3 separate regions of the Homo sapiens genome follow, and regions 2 and 3 are each linked to region 1. The links are chromatin contacts, found by Hi-C or POLR2A ChIA-PET in ENCODE. All regions are on one chromosome and are shown on one strand. Each heading gives the region's core, a stretch centred on a gene start or an enhancer-like site at or near the end of the contact. The rest is flanking DNA. Distances are from core to core; before and after follow the strand shown.

Region 1 (4,461 bases), core at 590-3,089:
TATTTGATAAATCCAGGTGTTTTTACCTCTATCCCTACAATAAGGGTGAAAGAATTTCAGCTTTTTTGTGAGTTTTAACTCTTACCGGAAGAACTCCATCCTGCAGACCCATATCCTGAAAAACAAAAAGTTTCCTCTACTGAACAGTGACCACACAGATAAGTTGTTTGGTGTGGTAGGAGCAAAGGACTGGGCTGTAACAGTCTTACACAAAAACCATGGAACAAGACTCCAACCTGGAGACCAACACCTTGAAACCCATAATAAGCTCCTTCTAAAGAAAAGTGAACACACCGAGCTACCCAGCGTAGAAGCGGGATGTCTCATCTGAAGTTTGAGGTTAGGCAACATTTCCAAAAGATGATTCTGACTTGATCATTCTACGTGTTTCTGCCTCTCTATTCCCTAGAAGCACCCAGGCCTGTAATCATCCAGAGGCTAGGCAGCCCAGCAAAAACCTTACACTGTGACACTTACTACTGTTGTCACTAACTCGTCCTAGGGCTTGTGGGATAAAAGTGCATGGGACCAGAGAGAGGAGTGGCCTTAGACTAGCTATGACAACATATCAATGTGTTGTTGTTGTTTTGGCTAGTGTGTACTTGGCCACTCGCCCCTCTCCCCTCTCTCTCTCAAGATGTATGAGACCTGGAAGAGAGACCATGTGTGTCCAAAGCCGCCTCCTCCCCGCCCCGCCCCCCTTGCCATTGAGATGTCCAATTGCTCAGTTCAGGTGAGTCAAAACTGGAAGACAGCTGTTGCCAGCATCTGTGTAGGCAGGTGTAGGAAAAGACGTAGCCCCAACACCACCTTCATAATAAGGCTGCCCCTTCCTAATTGCTCTCCAAACTGCGGGCGCGCTAAGCCGCGTTACAGTGCAGGGAGCCGGGCTTCCCGCAAAGCCAAAAACTTACATAAGCAGCTGCAGCCGCCTCCCCTGCCCCGGGCAGCCCGACAATGGCGGCTGCACGACTTCCTTGTTGCAAGCTTGCAACTTCGGAGTCGGGAGGAAGCAGGGAGCCAAGCGCAGACCCAAGAAGCCCTCAAGGCGTATCGAGTCCTCCCTCTCAATTTCTTTGGGCCTGGGAGGTGGGGAGTGGAGGAGGCCGTTTGCACTCCTTCCCAGACAAAAGCTCCCAGCCTGGGAGCCAGGTGGTGAAAGGGCCACTTTCCCTTTCATAATCAGACGTCGAGCGCAGGCTTGGGACCGCGGCTCGGAGCGCGCAGGGAGGGACTGCGGCCCGCGGCGGCCCCGGCGGCGCGACGAGCGGGAGCGGGCGTGCGGCCGGCTCCGCAGCCCCGCGCCGCGCCGCGCCCCGCTCCGCCCGCGAGCCCGGAGCTCGCGCCCCGCGCACTCCCCGGCCAGCTCGCGCCGGGCCCTCCCCCGCCCTCCCGCGGCCGGGGGCGGGGGCGGCGCGCGGCCGGCTAACCCAAGCTCCGCGGGCGCACCCGGGAGTGCGTGCGCTGGGTCCCGGCCCCCTCCTCCGCCGGCGGCTGTAGGCGGCGCGGCGGGGCCCGCGGCTCGGAGGGGCGGCGCCCGGCGGGCCGCGCTCCGCGCTGGGTTCGGGCCGTCCCCACCCCCACCGCGGTGCACTGCGGCGGTGCGAGCGGGGGCGGCCATGAACTCGGCCGCCGAGGCTCTGCGAGCGCGCGCGCGGGGCCGCCGCCGCCTGGCCGCTCCCCGAGCCCGCTCGCCGGCCCGCGCGGCCCCCGGGGCGCCCCGGCCCCACGCCCAACCCTGGCCCACGCCCGTCCCCGCTCGCACCGCGCCGCGCCGCTGGCGGCCGCCGCACATCCTGGAGCTGGCTGGTGCCCCAGAGCTCGGCGAGAACGCGCGTCTTCCGGGCCGCCCCGCCAGCCGCCGGCCGCCCCCGCGCCCGCCTTGCGGACGGCCCCAGCCCCTTCCGCACCCTGGCCCGCGCTTACCTGCAGCCTGGCACAGGCACAGACACTGCCGTGGGTTCCCCGCGCTCGCTAGCAAACGCAGGCCGGGACCGGAGGGGCTCGGGGCGCGGGGGCACGGTGGGTGGCAGTGTGTTTTGGATTTTTTTTTGGAGTTTGGGGAGGGGGCGGGGTGGGGGAAATCGTGCACGTCCCTGATGGTAGCAGCCCTCCTCCTGCACGAGCACAGAATGTCTAGCCGGCCGTGAACACCCCCACCGCCCCCCCCTTCCCGTGCATGCGCGGTGCGGGCTGGGGGGAAGGCGCGCCGCCGGCTTGCGCAGGCACGGAACCCGACCGGGTCTCTAAGTGGGCGAGCAAAGAAAGGGTTAATCCGGGCCCTTGCCGACGCTTTCGTTGGAGACTACGGGGCCGCCCCCGGAGGGCCCTGGCCTGCGCACGCGCGCGCACGCGCGCGGCTTGGGGCGCGCGGAGCCCGCGCGCGGGAGAAGGAGTGGGCGGGGCAAGGGCGGGGCTTCGGGAGCCAGGGAACTTAAGCACGAGCGCTGCTCGCGGACACCCGCCCCGCCTCAAGCTCCCTCCCGCCCTGGTTCGTGGGCTTCCGCCCGCGCCCGGCGCCGGCGCAGCGCCGGGGACGCGGGAGCCAGCGCTCCCGTGCGTGTGCATGTGCGTGGGCCAGAGCCTCCCCCGGGCGCGCGCAGGCCGGGCGCTGAGGCTGCGGGGCTCTGCCGCGTCTCGGAGCGGGCGCCCCGGCCACTTTCGCCCTCCGCGCACACCGGCCGACACCGGGAGGCGCGCCCACGGGTCTGCGGTCTTGCCTCTTGCCGCCGGCACATTGAGTTTGTGGGGGAGTGGACGGTGCACAATAAACACTTGCAGAACAAATGGAAAAAGCGACGTCTTCGATTTGTAGTGTAAAGCGCAACCCCAGTTGCCCAGCAGAAAGGGATCACCCATAGGGCTTCGGAGCTAGTAGGTCCGCGCCCGGACACTCCAAGGAAAAGTCCAGGGGCTGGAGGCGGCGACCCGTCTGTGGCAGTCCAGACCCTGGACTCGATTCGGAGAGCTCTGATAACTTGGCTCTGTCCTTAACATCCCTGCTCAGCGCCAGTAATGGCTCCGTTGCTGTTGAACCACGTCGCCTTCCCTCTGACGCGGCGGCTGTGCCTGTGTCTGGCGTCGGGAGCTGGGAAGTCCCTCCCGCTCCCGCGTTTTCTGCTCACCGAGATGCAGGAGGCCGGACAGCAATGCCGCGCCGCCTTAGAGTCGCTCATGTTGCTTTACCTCACACGCGAAGTTTCCCCGAAACGCGTAATTTAATATCTAAAGATTAGAGCAGAAGCTTCCTCTTGGGCTTATTGAAGATGACATAAGATAGTGCTTGCAACAGGCACCTAAGTAAACATTTGGGAAATAATATGATGATTGGATGTGTTAATTTTCTAAAGGAAGTTCTATATGGCCTCAGTTGATTTTGTAATGTTAATTGACTTTGGTTTAACGTTCCCCAAGGCGACTTTATACGCATCTTTTTTGATGTTCACAAAAGCACCCAAGTTACGGCTTATATGGAGGAAATAGGATGGAAGAGACCGGTTGTAGAGTCAGACATATCCAGTTCACATATTGGGTAAATTGTTTAACTTCTCTAAACCTCAGCTGAAGGAGAGCTATGGAAAGCACCTAATAAGGCACTTGTAAGGATTAAGTGAAATAATGCCCAGCTAAGGTATTAGCTCCATGATGGAAAATCACCTGCACCCACAGATAGTGGGTTCCAGTGGCCTGGACAGAACCAGAACCAAGTCTTCTGCCACGAAAGTTCACACTCATCAGACATGATACCGTGTACTCGCTTTATTCTTGTTTGCGTAGCTCTTGAAGTTGCATTTCAATCCTGTGGATGCTGTGTGTTTATAGGGGGATAATAATAGTACTCTGTCATAGGGTTGCGTCACCAAGCAGTAAAGCAGCCACTGCAGTTAGCACAATGTGTGGACACGGCCAGTACTCAAGTCATGGCGCATCTGCTGCTGGCGCTCCCCCTTCTCCCATACCACATATGGGGTTTCCCACTCATTCTGCGTGTATTTTTGGTCTGCCTACTGTGTAAAGACAATCTTTTCGCATATGGCTAGGAAAAGACTTCCCACGTTTCCACTAACCCGATAACATAATTCACAAGAGTTCTAAAGCACTAGAATGCATTTCTCAAGTGACGGTTCCTGACATCCTGGTTTTGTATCAATGAATCCTCTTGTCTCATTTGTTTTATGTTCATGTCACCTGGGCTCTGCCTGGCTGTCCCTTGCTGGTTCACAGGGGTTGTGGGGATGAGTCTAAATTAAAGGGACAACTCTGTGGGAAGGTGGAGGGATGGGAAACCACAAAGGAAAGGCCTGACCCAAGCCTGGCTTCTCGCCTGTGTCGCCACCCAAAAGTGCACTTCCCAGCACCCAAGAGGCTTTCAATAAACATCAGCGGACAGTAAGTGACAACCTTGAATTTGATACTAAGGGGCTTTGTAAAAGTACACTGTGGCGTCAACGCGGGGGCAGG
Region 2 (4,461 bases), core at 1,015-3,514, 2.6 Mb before region 1:
TTTTATATGAGGGACTTGAGCAGCCTTGGATTTTCCTATCCATGGGGGTCCCGGTCCAGAAACCAATTTCCCAAGGATACCAAAGGACGACTGTAGTTTTACTGGAGGCCATTTTTAATTGCAGACATGAAGAGCTATTGTTCACCATCTCGTTCACCATCTCTGAGCTGCACCTGGTCTGGGTCTGTGGCATCTCAAATCCTGCCTGACTCAAACTTGAGCTACATGCAAGGAAGAAGGGAATGGGGAACTTCTTCAGGGGCCACTAAGTTTTGGGGAAGTTCGTTATGTAGCAATAAATAACTGATACAAGGCCACTTAAATATTTTACTCTGTAGTAAGATAGCTAATTAACAAAAACTAAGAGTCAATTGAAGAGAACTCATTAAGGAAGTGGGTCATTTCAAACGCTTTTATTTACTTGTGATGACAATTAAATAAAGAACAAACTCGTCATCTTTCTTTGATGAAAAAATTGTTTGATATTCTGAGAACAAAAGTGATGCCATACTGCCATTAAGAAACTGATTCAGACTCGATCTCTCAACAAGGTAAGACATCAATGTTCCCATCAAGAGCTGCCCATAATACTGCAGTACACTTCTCTGGCACCATTAAAAAAAAAATCTCTTAGAGATGATCCTGAAATCTCTTCTAAAGACATGAAAGAGGTGTGCTTGTATAATCTGGTATTACAAAGAAATGAGAAATTGCCCTGATGACGAATCTCCAGCTCTAATCTCAATTTGCTGAAGTAGAGAGGCAATTCATCTTACCCATTAACTAAGAATTAGAAAAACAATTTGTGTTTTTCTTTGAGTCATTTAACTCAAATACCACTATATAAAGGAATAGAATGAGACATTCGCATGAATTTGAAAGGTAAATAAAACATCAGACTTCAAAGAAATTCCATTAGAATCGGGGGTTACTTTTTTGTTTTCTTTTCCTCCACCTCCACCTTAAGGAACATGAACGGCATTTGGCCACAGTTTATGTCTTTCCAATTTTATCTTCCACCATCTACCGCTCAGTTCTCCTCACTTCCAGCCAAACAATGTATGTTCCCCAAACACGCCTTCACAATTTCGTTCTAGTTGGTGTCTACCTCTAGTATATGTGTAGTCAATTTATACACACATTCCCCACGATCTTGAAACGTCTTGACATCCACAAGCAAATCTAGGTTTCTAACATAACACTAACTTTGTAAGTCTGTCCATATAAGGTTTTAGCAAACCTAGTAAAACAGAAAACGCACTATTATCCAGGCTTATATTCTGAGATTTGAAAAACCCCTCTATCTGCTACCTTTGGGTTTCTGAATTTACATACCACTCTCAAGTATACAGTATTCACGATTTCTAAGAACTGGAGAGTAAACCTAGTCCTCTAACAATGGCATTTTATTTGTTGAGTTAGGGCACTACCTGCCCACGATGAGGATAGTTAATGAAACGCTGCCCGGTAACGACGATTAAAGGCTTTGATTGAAAACGTATTAGGCCTTAAGAATTTTGCGAACATCTAATTTAACCCTAGTAACTGTGGCGTGGGTTCTTTCAGAATTTACACGCACGTGGGAGACCGCGAAGCGCAGGCAGCGTTAAAACTAGGGCGCTGGAGTCACCCCCGTACCCCGAATGCCGTCGGCGCTCCAGGGCCCCCAGAGGGTGCGGGGGGCGGGGACGCTGTGACGTCACAGAGCGCCCTTCTGACGTTCTCACGGACCCGCTTTGCCTCGGGGGCCCACGCTGGAGCCCACCCAGTACTACTAAGAAATGAGGAGGAAAAAGGGGCGCCGGCTCTCGTAGCGCCTATTTTCTCGGCAGAGGGACCCACGTGCTCGCTTTGGTGGACTCTGCGCCCGGCGAGTACCGCCGGCCTGAAGCTTCCCGCCGCCGCGTCCACGCGACCCAGCCAGAGAGGGCTCAGTCAGCCGGCGCGGCACCTACAAGCTCAGTCGGGATCCTGGAGAGGCGGGAAGGCAGCGGGGCCCTTTCCACAGAGAGAACACAGCTCTTCGGGAGATTCCCCCGCTGCCCCCGAGCCCTGCTCTCCCGCCTCGGCCTCTGAGGACTACCCGCAGGGCGCAGGCAGCCGCGAAAGACTCAGCCTCCTTCCAACTTCGCGAGGGCCGAGGGGGCGGGCCCCGGGCGCGCGCGCGGCGAAGCCCCGCCCCTGCCCGCGCGGCCTGCTGGATTCGCCCCGCCCCTCGCTGTCGCCCGCCGCCCGCCACCCGCCACCGCTCTTCCTCCTGCGCCACAGTCCCGGCGGCGGCGCTGGTCGCGGGTCGCACCGTGAGGCTCGCGTGGGCGGCGATAGGCGCTGGGCCCGGGCCCGGTGAGGAGCGCGCCGCGCGTCCCCTTCTCCTCAGGAGTGGCGGGCCGCGGAAGTGACGTGGTGCACGGGCAGGAGCGCGTTTGAATCGGTTCCCGGGTGATCCTCGCGCCTGCCGCTGCTCGGCCGCCGCCGCTGACGAGGAGCTGCAGCGCGCCGGGCCGAGGCCTCGAGCCGCCCCGGGAGCTGGAGCTGAAGGCGCCGCGCGGAGCGCGCACCTCAGCCCTGAGCCCGGCGGCGGCAGGCGTCGCTGTCTTTTCTCCTTTTCCCCAATATGGCAGCGGCGGACGGCGGCGGGCCTGGTGGGGCCTCTGTGGGGACTGAGGAGGATGGCGGAGGCGTCGGCCACAGGACGGTGTACTTGTTTGATCGGCGCGAAAAGGAGTCCGAGCTCGGGGACCGGCCTCTGCAGGTCGGGGAGCGCTCGGACTACGCGGGATTTCGCGCGTGTGTGTGTCAGGTACGCGAAGGGGCGAGGAAGGGATGCGCGTGTAGACTTGGGGGCGGGAGGGTGATGAGAAACTCAACTTGCTCACTGAGGGCAATAAACCTGTCACCCGGTCCCGGTCCTGCGGCCTTGGCTTCCCTCTCCCGTGTGCCCGCCATGTCCGTGACCTGGTGGCCGGACGCCTCGGGCGGGCCCTGGCCCGGGCCTCGAAGTGCAGGGCCGGCTCCCCCGTGGCCCTCCCTCTGCCTCCGCTCCTTTTACGGGAGGCCTTGCCGGCCCGGGTGGAGAGCTCAGCGTTTGTTGGCCCTGGGCGAGCTTAGCCCGGTTGCGGCCCTGCAGTCTAGGGAAAGCCGTTGGTGGTGTCTGTTTTTACTTTGTAACTTTTTTAAAACGAGAGAAGGGAGTTAACGCCCAGGGGCTCTGTTGTGAGTGTTGCGACGGTGGGAAGTTGTGAAATGCCCGGAGTCATCTCCCCCAAGTTCATTAGATGATGCGGGGTGTCCCCGGGTTGCCCTGTCGAGGTTGCAGGTCCTTCTGGGGCGGGGCGGCGGGGGGGATCCTTCCGCACGGAGACACTTGTCCAGGTCAGCTCTGCAGGTAGAGCTGGCCTTCTGCCTGTCTGAGCCCTAACCCTTGGGAATTTCCAAACCAAGTCAAAGGTTGGTATGGGTGGCTGTGGAGCACCAGAAAACGTACCTACCCCGTGTATTGGTTCGCTTTGAAAATGAACGTGGAGGGAAATCCGCTTTAAACTGTGATGTACTTTATAGATATGAGGTGGTGGCATTGCCTGAGCTTTGAAGAAGGAATATTGTCATGCTCTGAATTAACCATATGAGGTCCCTTTTTAAGCTGTTAAGAACACTTAGCGTCCAAGGGAAAAAAAGAACTTTGAAGCCGTGTTTTGTCGTGAGGCTGATAGGTTTAGAAATGTTCTAGACCATATAACTGTATGGTTGCTGAAATAATTGAAATCGTGATCCGTAGAATGAAAACGATTGGAGAAGTAAGGACTTTCTTTTGTTCACAGCTGTAGTCCCAGCGTCTAGAACTGTGCCTGCGACATTGTAAATGCCCAGATTAGAATGGATAAATGAATGAAGACAAAAACCTATCCCCTCAAGTTAATTCTGTGCCTGAACGTAGTAGATTCCCGTTGTGTTTGAAAAGTGAATGAATGCTCATCTTTTTTGTTGAATGCTTTCTATTCAGAACCATTCTACAAAAGGGAAACTTTTTACGTTTATTGTGTTTATAGTAAAAATATCAGTACATTAAAGAAAATATGGAACCAGAGGGGGGAAACAAGTAAATCTTTTACTCGCTGTAAAACTACTATATGACTACTCTTAGCACCTGAGGTTATGTCTTTTCAGCCTTCCTCCTCCTTCCCACTCCATTTTTTAAATTACTAAAATATGTGTTTTATATTCTATTAATTTTTTCACTTAATAGTGTCAGAAGTTTCTTTAAACGTAGGTCTTCAAATCAAAATTTGAAATGGTCCATTTGCTACCACTATTTACATAACCGAATCTCTCCTTTCTGTTGACATTTACATTACTTTTAATTTTTTTGATTTTAAGTAATGCTGTAATAAACATTTTCCCAGGCCCAAATATTCCCGGGCTCAGGTGATCCTCCCACCTCAGCCTCCCAAGTAGCCAGGACTA
Region 3 (4,461 bases), core at 1-2,500, 2.0 Mb before region 1:
GTTAACTTTGGAATACGTTAGTGGTTAATACACGGAACGTTCCCGAGATCCCTCAAGAAAGAAGCTACGAATACTTAGAAGATACTATTCCGCGGCGTTTACAGCAACACTGTCCGTTCCAGAAGGATTCAAGTGGCGGCCTGCTTTGAAGGCGAAGACCACAGGGCAACCCAAACTTCAGAAGGGTTCTGGCCACGGGAGCCACACTGGTCACTGTCCCCTAGTGCTGGGATGACGGCTCGAGTGTTAGAGGATCCCACTCTCTCCTCTGGTAGGTGAGGTCAGAGAGCTGAGGGGGCCAGAACAAGTCTTCCTTATCGGATTCTGGGCGGAAAAAGATAAAGTCGGGGAGGACTTTCTCTTTTTAATAAGATTCATCGTTACGAATTGTTCTAGGCAAGCAGACCTCAGGAGAAATAGGCCCAAGTTTTGATTCCTGTTTTCACCAAGTCGCAAGTCCTAATCGTAGCAAGAGGTGCGGGGAAGAGTCGCCTTCCTTCCTGCATAGTGGGATCCAAGTCAGGCTGTCCTTGTTAGCCAGGGTCAAAGGGGCTCTGCCAGGGAAAAACGACGGCAAATGTTTTTCAAGAGGAAGTCTCCAGCCACTTGTGACCTGGGAAATCCGTCTGGGCCAAAAAGATAGTGGAGGCTTGGCTGAGGGCCCCAGGGACACACGTTTCCTCCCGTATGGAGGGGGCGGGACTCTTAATAAAATTACACTGCACACAGAGCTAGCATCAAGATCCGCTCCCGGGATACGCGCACTGCTCCGGGGCCCTCAGGCGGAGACCCAGACCCCGCGCGGGGCGTCAAGCGCAGGCGCACTACCGCCCACAAGCTGGAGCCCGGCTTCGGGGCGGGGCGAGGGTCAGTCACGTGGGCCCGCAGCCCTCTCCTCGATTTCCCTACAAGGACTTGGGCCGACGGGCCCCGCCCTTCGCCGTGCCCTGGAATGTGCGGCCAGGCAAAGCCACAGGACGGACGCAACCATCTGCGGAAAGGATAGGGGGGAGGAAGACTTAACACTGCAACAACAGGTACAAAAAAGAAGGAAACTCAGTAACAGGACCCAGAGGACCATTATATATTGCTCTATATTCTAGGTCGCCCACTTTACACTTCCTTCTCATGCACTTGGTCAATACCACGCCCGCTGACCACACTGGCGACTTCCCTCTCTGTCGCCCCTCCGTGAAGTCAGACCCACTCTGCGGGCCAAGAAAGGTGACCGGGCTTCCTTCCGGCTTGCTAAGCAGAGGCCGGAAGCGGTGGTTTTTAGCGGCTCTCTGGGTAGCAGGGTGGTGTGATAGCGGCAGCGAGGGGCTCGGAGAGGTGCTCGGATTCTCGTAGCTGTGCCGGGTGAGTGGCGCTCGCGTTCGGGCGCGTGAGACCCATCCCGGGGACCCGTCTCCGCGGGGGCAGCTGGAGGGCGGCGGGGCTCCTGGCGCCGGTAGCGCACCTGGGCAGGTGTGCCAGCCAGGTCCCCGGTTCTGGGATCCGAGGCCATGGCTTGGAGTGGCCCAGACCCGAACTTCGCTCCTGTGCCCAAACTTGGAACTCTGGAAATGTGGCTTCGCTCACTGGCGCCTTGAGCTTGGGCGACTGCCGGGCCCGCGAAACCCGACCCCTGCAGAGCTGACTCCGGGACTATTTTAGTTTCTAACGTCAACTTGCCCGATTCAAGAGGGTTTGCGCAAAAACGTAGCCCGTTGTCCCCCTGCTGCAGCTGTTGTTGCAGCTGTGTGGCTGCGTTTAGTAGGAATAACCAACTCAAATTGGGAAGTTCTTCAGCTCAGTATCCGCTCCTGTAATTAGAACTTTTTTTCTTTAAGCGATGAAATTTTGGACAGAGAGATCTGGAGTTTAGTTTGTGACTCGAAGAAAAACTCCAAAATGTAATACCTTGTCCCATTTGGGGGGAAAGTTTGGGCTAATTCAATTCGCCATGGAAGTGTCTTCTTTTTAAAGTAGTTTAGTAGGTATATGAATGTATCTGTCAGTTCTTGAGAGACCTATGGATTTAGCAGAGATTTTAACTTAAGTGCAAAAAGTTTCATATTTAAAGGCGAATAAAGCGAATATTTCTTAAAATTATTGGTATTTGTTTCATGTTCTGGAAGGGCTCTAATAAACGGTAATCAGAAAAGCACTCTATTTTCAAAAGCGAGGCTTTACTGGCAAGTCAGCCCTCACAGCTAATTGTCTTTGTCCAGTGGTGAGAACTTTTGGGTGTGGCAGTCCAAGAGAACGAATCCTACCTTCAACCGGAAGTTTGCATAAGAAATGAAACTTGGTTTACTTGGAACGGAAGCACCAACTTGAAATACACTTTTTAAAAATTGTGGTTAGCACCAGAAAATAAGTTATACTTAGGCTTTTTTTTTTTAAGTGCATTGATTAAATGAGGCGGTATATTTGGTCAGGGTTTAGAAAGCCCACCAAATACTAGGTGCTATCACAGTACGCAGTGTTTTGTAAGATGGTGGTTTTTTCTTGCAGAATGTGTGATATTTCTCAGAATATTATCAATTTGAGTGTTCGTTTTGTAGAAGAAGTTTCTAGGTTATTTTACATTTATTGCCACTTTGTAAATAAATGCTGGACTCTAGGATTCTAACCACAGAACTCTAATGTATATATTGGTATGGATTAATCCCATTTTATAAATGAACATAGTTTCTAGAGATTCTGAAAACTTCTTGTGTCCTTTGGTGTGTGGGGAAAGCCACTTTGAGAATCTCTTCTATTTCTCCCACCTATTAATCTAGTCTAACATTTTCCTTAATCATGTTGTGTATCTCTCGTTACAGCCCACAATGATTCTGAGCTAAAACACAAAATAAAAACCAGATTCATTGCCACCAGCGCTCACCTCGCCTGACTTAAAAAAAAGGTTATGCTCCTTTAGATCTGTAAACTCAGTCTCCTAACTGCCCTTCATCCACTTTCTCATGCATCTGAAATCCTCATATTTTGTAGAAGCCTGTTCTGTAAGTCTCTCTACTTTCCAGTTTCGTACAACAGACACTCCTTGACACCAAGGATCTTTCACTTAATCCCTCAAAAATAAAGACTCGAGCTGGGTGCGGTGGCTCACGCCTGTAATTCCAGCACTTTGGGAGGCCGAGGCAGGTGGATCACGAAGTCAGGAGTTCAAGACCAGCCTGCACAAGGTGGTGAAACCCCGTCTCTACTAAAAATACAAAAATTAGCTGGGCATGGTGGTGGGTGCCTGTAATCCCAGCTACTCCAGAGGCTGAGGCAGAGAATTGCTTGAACCCTGGAGGTGGAGGTTGAGATCGCGCCACTGCACTCCACCCTGGGCGACAGAGCAAGACTCCGTCTCAAAAATAAATAAATAAAAATAAATAAGTAAATAAAGACTCGACTTTATGATTGAGGAGCTTCGTAATTTGGAAACCTCAGGTCCTTACCTGGCGATCTTTGCATCCTAAAGAATAATTACATTGACATGAAATCTTTTCAATTTATTTTACCCTAGCTTGCTTTTTGTAAAAAGCAATTTCAGGGGGGAGGGGGGAGGGATAGCATTAGGAGATATACCTAATGTTAAATGACGAGTTAATGGGTGCAGCACACCAACATGGCACATGTATACATATGTAACCTGCACGTTGTGCACATGTACCCTAAAACTTAAAGTATAATAATAAAGCAATTTCAACTTTTTTAGATTAAGGGGTATACCCTAGTTTTCTAAACTTCGATGAGAGTTGTGCATTTGCTGAAGGCTTATTACATGAAGAGTGACAGTCTAAATTGTTTGAAGGAAAGTAAAATGAACAACAAACTAGAATCAGCAAAGAGGACCCTGACAATATCAGAAATGATCTGCTCCTTGAGATCATAGCACTGTTCCTGATTTGACTCCCTCCACCATTATTTATTCTCCCCACACTTTTAGTTTGGTAGGGAAAAAACCCCACAGTTTCTGTATTTTGGAACAGTGACTGTGCAGCCAAACTCCCTATCGCTGAAAGGTTTCTGGTGGAAAATAACTCATAGATCAGAATCCAGCCTCCTTGAAAAAGTAAAGGCCTAGGTAGTAACTTCCTCAACATTACACTGCCAGTTTTTGATAGAATTAACTACCTTAATTTGTTAGAATTGAGACTAACAGCCGAATCTCTTCATTCTAACAATGCTTTGTAGCTTCTAAATGATCCCACACGGGGTTTTTCAAGGTCTTCCTCCTCCCCAATCCCTTAATTACTCAGAAACATCTTTTCTGAACTCACAGCATTTGATAATTATGTACCATGTTAGGAATTATTTTTCATTATTGTCACACGTTTTAAGTTTAGAGTCATACTTCTGGAATGAAAACTATGACTCATTTCATAAGTTGAACCAATCATCTCATTTCTTTATAGTTGCCTCCCCAACTATATTAAGCTCCTTGAAGATAGGACACATGCCTTACATTTCTTAACTCTTAGC

The links. A loop is a pair of places that touch in the nucleus more often than their neighbours do. ChIA-PET counts read pairs that join two places held with the same protein, here RNA polymerase II (POLR2A). Pooled maps may share reads with other maps.
Region 2: a loop to region 1 is called in a map of OCI-LY7, with 21 times the contacts of the local background. The contact joins the promoter of SMCHD1 here to the promoter of ZBTB14 in region 1. A Hi-C loop is called at or near these places in 6 of 168 maps with a recorded cell type or tissue (CD8-positive, alpha-beta T cell, OCI-LY7, ascending aorta and 3 more), 5 of 37 single-sample maps with no recorded cell type and 26 of 50 pooled maps. POLR2A ChIA-PET finds 5 or more read pairs at or near these places in 2 of 52 experiments (CD8-positive, alpha-beta memory T cell and PC-9).
Region 3: a loop to region 1 is called in a map of CD8-positive, alpha-beta T cell, with 20 times the contacts of the local background. The contact joins the promoter of MYL12A here to the promoter of ZBTB14 in region 1. A Hi-C loop is called at or near these places in 3 of 168 maps with a recorded cell type or tissue (CD4-positive, alpha-beta T cell, CD8-positive, alpha-beta T cell and sigmoid colon), 5 of 37 single-sample maps with no recorded cell type and 22 of 50 pooled maps. POLR2A ChIA-PET finds 5 or more read pairs at or near these places in 2 of 52 experiments (CD4-positive, alpha-beta T cell and naive thymus-derived CD4-positive, alpha-beta T cell).

What each region holds. Positions count from the first base shown.
Region 1 is chr18:5,293,887-5,298,347 of GRCh38, forward strand. It overlaps ZBTB14 (zinc finger and BTB domain containing 14), which reads right to left and starts at 1,840. Exons shown (of 4, transcript NM_001243702.2): 1 at 1,766-1,840; 2 at 86-115. RefSeq lists enhancers at 423-1,110, 1,111-1,797, 2,486-3,171, 2,889-3,048 and silencers at 1,239-2,178, 2,259-2,678.
Region 2 is chr18:2,653,462-2,657,922 of GRCh38, forward strand. SMCHD1 (structural maintenance of chromosomes flexible hinge domain containing 1) reads left to right here and starts at 2,265. Exons shown (of 48, transcript NM_015295.3): 1 at 2,265-2,800. The coding sequence starts at 2,615. It also overlaps the pseudogene CBX3P2. RefSeq lists an enhancer at 444-1,073 and silencers at 2,108-2,557, 2,788-2,967.
Region 3 is chr18:3,246,551-3,251,011 of GRCh38, forward strand. It overlaps MYL12A (myosin light chain 12A), which reads left to right and starts at 1,251. Exons shown (of 4, transcript NM_006471.4): 1 at 1,251-1,359. It also overlaps a transcript of MYOM1 not described here. RefSeq lists enhancers at 958-1,187, 2,320-2,389 and a silencer at 1,478-1,557.